Regions from separate parts of the Mus musculus genome. Here region 2 is linked to region 1. Evidence: chromatin loops called from intact Hi-C (ENCODE). Cell type or tissue: heart. All regions are shown on one strand.

Region 1 (2,500 bases):
TTTCAAACATGGGTGCTTCCTTCTACAAACTAACTTTACCTTCATCATTTGAGATTAAAGTGTGTGCTAAGGGTGTGTCTGTATTCCAATCAGAGTAGCCATGTTGCTGGATAAAAATCCTTCTACAATGGCCCAGGACTATTTGTAACTATTGATAGTCTCATGGAGTGACAGAAGTCTAGTCTCTTGAGGACAAGGGACAGCAGTGGCTCTGTGGTGTAGATTACCTTCATCTGGCTTCTGTGGCAAGATTCTCTGGGATGCTAACTGTTCTTGTTAACTGAAGTGTATCCGTCCAGAACATGGGTTTTGTGCTTAAAAGCTCACTCTGAGAAAGGCTCGTTGCTACACTGGGATCCCAAACTAATAAAGACTTTCTATTGCCTTAAGTTCATGTCTGAGCTGTCCTCTCTAGTGGCTATCCCCACAACACCATCAAATTTTTCTTGCAAACAATAATCACGAGGCAGTAAAATGTGTCCAAGTGCAGCTCATCTGGAATAAGGCTGATCTGTGGAGGAATATCCACTTGCATGCTCCTGACCCCTAGGGCAAGGTGATTTCCACTGTTGGACGATCAGTTGCTCACCACAAACCTCAGCTTAGTGCAAATTGGTCATTCACATTACAGCAGATTTGCAGTGTGAGAGGTTGTGGCCAACAGTGAGAGATGTCTTCTACCCGCCAAACATGAAACTGATGCTAGATTTTCTTCTCCAGTGTCATCCAGCACGAAGTGGCTGGTGGAAACGCTGCCAATCTCTTTTTGACAGTATACACCCTGGGCAGCAGCAGGAAGGCCATTTCTCTCTCTGACTGTCTCTTGCAATGGCAGTGAGGAAGGCCCCCCTCAGCACAGCACCAAGGGCACTGGACATCTCTTGCATGGCAAAATTGCCCCAGGGAGACCTGGATGAATCTGGTCAAGAAACAGAATCTGCCTGGTGGAGCACACCTTTTATCCCAGCGCTTTAATCTCAAACCCCAGACCCTTAACTCTTGTGTTTCAGCAAGTACATCTCCAGCAACTGGTGAGAGTTTCAAAGAGAAAAGCTTTTTTTGGTCGTTTTTGTTAAGTGTGTATTTTGCTCAGTATATATTTAGCAGTCCCAAAACGAAGAGAGGGAGAAAGAAAAAAAAAAAAGACAAGATGAGCAGCACGGAGAGCCACCATTTAAATGAGGAGCCTGAAGTGTTTTCCAGACCAGCCTTATTTTATGGGCGAGGAATTGGGTTTAAATAATTCGTAATTTTCATTTGGCCTCTTAGAAGCCCAGATTGTGAGTCTGGGATTCGCATTCTTTCCCCAAGGGTGGGTTGTTATGGTTTAGGAACTATCCAGGCCAGAGCACCCTGAGGCGGGAGGACGGATGTTGGGAGGACTCAGATGCCCAAGGGCCCGACTGGGAGGACTACACAGCAGTAGGACAGCACTGCGGTGGGACCGGACGACGGGAGGCTCAGCAGCGCAGGGGGCGAGAGCGCTTCCGGAGCGTGGGGACAGTGTCCGCTGCGGACGACTTCCGGCGGCGGCATAAACAAGGCCCCGGCGGCCGGAGGCGGGGCGGGCTGCGAGTGCGAGCCCCGTCGGCCGCTCTCCCGCTCTGAGCCAGGACCCGGCCGCGGCGCGGTCCCCGCGAGACCCGCAGCCGCTGTCGGCGCGCGCCCCAGCGCTCGTCCCGGAGGCGGAGGCGTAGCGCAGGACAGGCGGGTCGTCAGCGCTGGCTGCGCGCCGCGGTCCACCGCTCCGCTTTCCTTTGTCTCCCGTCTGCGGGGCCGGAGCGGTCTCGGTGGCCAGCGGTGCAGCCTCAAGATGGCTGATGGCAACGAGGATGCTCGAGCGGAGGATCTGCCGGGCCCGGCCTTCGAGAACTACGAGGCCATGGAGCTGGCCTGCCCGGCTGAACGCAGCGGCCACGTCGCTGTCAGCGATGGGCGCCACATGTTCGTCTGGGGCGGCTACAAGGTCAGTAGGGCGGAGTGGGCACGATCGCCGCCGCGGCTCTTGCTCATTCAGGAGAGCATCTTCCCGCCCTGCCCTGGTGGATTCGGGGATCCTGGGCTATTGTCACCGCTCTCTTGAACTTATGAGTCAGCCTATCCCACGCACCCCCTACGCATTGTCTTTGGAGTGAGCGGAGCGAGGTTCTGTTATTGTGGGTCGCGTAGCGGGTGACTGTGGCCCGAGGTACGGAAAAGGGTGGGGGCGAGGGTGTGTGAGAATCACTCATATACCTTTGGGCCCGGTCGCCCGGAGCTGGGGCCATTTAGCCGACAGACACTATATTCAACAATATTGTCACTGTGTGAACCAAGGCCACAGGAATCGCTTGCTCAACCTCCCCGAAGGTGTAACGGTGTCATCAACACCTGTGCAGATGCCCCCACCTATCTATTGTTTGAACGCAGGGCCATTTTTCTTAACTGGTCTCAGCTGAGAAAGGATTGCTCCTCAGTAGGCCTTACTGCGGATTTTAAAGGAAAAAATAGCCAGTGAATC
Region 2 (2,500 bases), 54 kb before region 1:
GTTTTAAAGGCAGTTAACAGTTGCAAGGAAGGGGGGGGGGTGTTTCAAGCTCCCACCCCCAGCTTTTGTAGGCAGTTAACAGTTGCTAGGCAGAGACATTTTATTCAGTGGAATAGCTATGCTCATGTAACTGTAATTAAAATCATTGGTTCTTCAAGGAAGACTTGAGGTTCGCTCCTCTCCCCAGAGAAAATGTATACAAGTGGGAAATGAAAGATGCAAGACAATAATGTTTCCTTTCGTGTTTAGAAAAGGGGAATTGTGCCTGTGTTCCCACATAATATCACCACGAAGAAATAATAGAACACTCAGTGCCTCAGGTACCAACACCTTCTACAGCGATTAGCACGGAAGTACACGTGAAGAAAACCAGGGACACCCAGGCCCTACAAAAGCAAAAAAACCTCATATGCGTCTTGAAACCATGTATTACCGAGGCTGAAGCAGAACTGGCATTGGAGCACTGCTCGTGTTAAAAAATGATCTCTCTCACACACACACAGCCAGGAGGATGCTCAGGTCAATAAGCTGGCCCAGTTGGGGTTCATAAACCCAATACTTTGTACAGTTGTGAGAAGAAGAAGAAAAAGAAAGCTCACTTTCCAAATGAACACCATGGAGCTGGAGAGATGGCTCAGAGGTTAAGAGCATTTGTTCTTGCAGTGGACCCAGGTTTGATTCCCAGCAGCCACATTTCACAATTGCCCATAATTCCAGGTCCAGGATGTACACCATACATACATACATACATACATACATACATACATACATACATACAAGCAGAACACTCACATACATAAAGTAAGTTCATGAGAAACCATTCTTGATTAATAGAGCCCTAAGAAGCCCAGACAGTGGCTGCAGAGAGGCTTCAGGGAGAGGTTTGCAGTGTCTTCGCAGCGCCCGGTGCTCCCGGGAGCGGCCAGGCCCCGGTCCGGGGCGGTGGCCGCGCAGACGCGCAGGTTCCTCGGTTCCGCCTCCGCCAATCTGGACCCTCCTCGCGTTCCGTTCGCGCGTGCGAGCGGGCGCCGAGCTGGCTGGGCCCCGGAGGGCGGATGGCGGACCCGCAGGCGTTCTGCGTGGCCGAGGAGCGCAGCGGCCACTGCGCAGTGGTGGACGGACACTTCCTCTACGTGTGGGGGGGCTACGTGGTAAGGGGAAGGGGCGGGCGCTGGGGCGGCGCGGGAGCGGAGGCAGGGGGATGACGGCCGGCGACGCAGCACTCCCACAGGCTCCCAGGCGAGCCGCCTGCCGTGCTGCCCACATCGCTCCCGCTCCCAAAGCCACAAAACGGGGTTTCGGGGTGCGTGACCCCTCCAGCCTCCGTGGCTCAGGACTGGAGAGGACCCCAGAACGTCGTGCCGCGTTGTTTGGTATCATTGCCACCGTGCTACTCAAAATACGGAAGTCACCAAGCAGTTAAATTTATCAGCTATTTTTAGTGGCATTTCTTTGCTAATTAAGTACCTCTGGAGTCTCAAAATAGATTCGTATTCGCAACACTCCACCACAGAGTTTTGTGGCTGAAAATTCGTATTGCCATGGCGGTTGGAATGTGTGTTTGTTTTGTTTCTATGATCGTAGGATGATAACAAGGATTATCGAGTTGGAAAAATAATTCAGGTGTACCTGCCCACCCCGTTTGTTTACAGATTAGAAAATAAGCCCTACGGAATCTCTTCTGCAAATAGAAGATAACATCTTCTGACCTCCTCAGTGCCCTTAAATGACAGACCTGTAACACAACGAAATAAAGTGCATACTGTGTGTGTTAAGAATTATCAGGTCCGAGTGGGTTTTGTTGTTTTGTGTGCTTATTCCTAATTTAGTGCAGTATAAGTAAAAAAGAAAAAAAGAAAAATTGGTTTTTTGTGTGCCAACTATATCTGGTATGTCCTAATCATATGGGATTATCGACTAGGGTCTAATCTGTAATGTTAATTTTTAAAATTTATTTTATGTACATGAATGTTTTGCATATATACATGTGTGTGTATGTATATATGTATGTGTGTGTATATATATATGCATCCTGTATCCATGGAGGTCAGAAGAGGGTGTTAGGAGCTGGCATTACAGATTGTGCTGGGAATCTAACCCAGGTCCTCTGCAAGAGCAACCAGTGCTTTTAACTACAGAGCCATCTCTCGTGCCCCACATCTTCATTTTATAAAGAAAGGCATTGACCCTTCAGTGGTCATGTGACACTGGGGGCTGCATTCTGGAGCTTTATTTTGCTTTGTTAATTATTTGAGACAGGATCTCAGACTGCAGCTCACACTGCCTGGCCTGGAATTTCATGTGTAGCCCAGGTCAGGCTCGGATTCAGGATAAGCATCCTGTTTGTGCCTCTCAGGTGTTGAAACAAACAGGAGCATGAGCTACAGCTAGCTCTCCCATCCAGAAACAAAACCCAACCAACCAACCAGACAAACCCACAGATCTCAAGTACCATAGGCTGGCCCTGAGCGTCTCATCCTCTGGTTTCCAGTTACTCGTG

The links. A loop is a pair of places that touch in the nucleus more often than their neighbours do. Peaks named below come from ENCODE experiments on the same cell type or tissue, not always from the same donor. Only the 100,000 strongest peaks of a DNase experiment are listed, where the experiment ranks them.
Region 2: a loop joins it to region 1, with 2.5 times the contacts of the local background. A loop is called at or near these places in 12 of 42 quality-filtered maps.

Annotation. Positions count from the first base shown.
Region 1 is chr12:69,295,182-69,297,681 of GRCm38, forward strand. Klhdc2 (kelch domain containing 2) reads left to right here and starts at 1,500. Exons shown (of 13, transcript NM_027117.3): 1 at 1,500-1,966. The coding sequence starts at 1,814. In heart, a CTCF peak has its summit at 1,415; a DNase peak (open chromatin) is centred at 1,510; H3K4me3 peaks cover 1,799 bases; H3K27ac peaks cover 2,072 bases.
Region 2 is chr12:69,240,863-69,243,362 of GRCm38, forward strand. It overlaps Klhdc1 (kelch domain containing 1), which reads left to right and starts at 970. Exons shown (of 13, transcript NM_178253.5): 1 at 970-1,151. The coding sequence starts at 1,056. In heart, no CTCF peak of the experiment used is centred here; a DNase peak (open chromatin) is centred at 1,009; H3K4me3 peaks cover 1,768 bases; H3K27ac peaks cover 1,353 bases.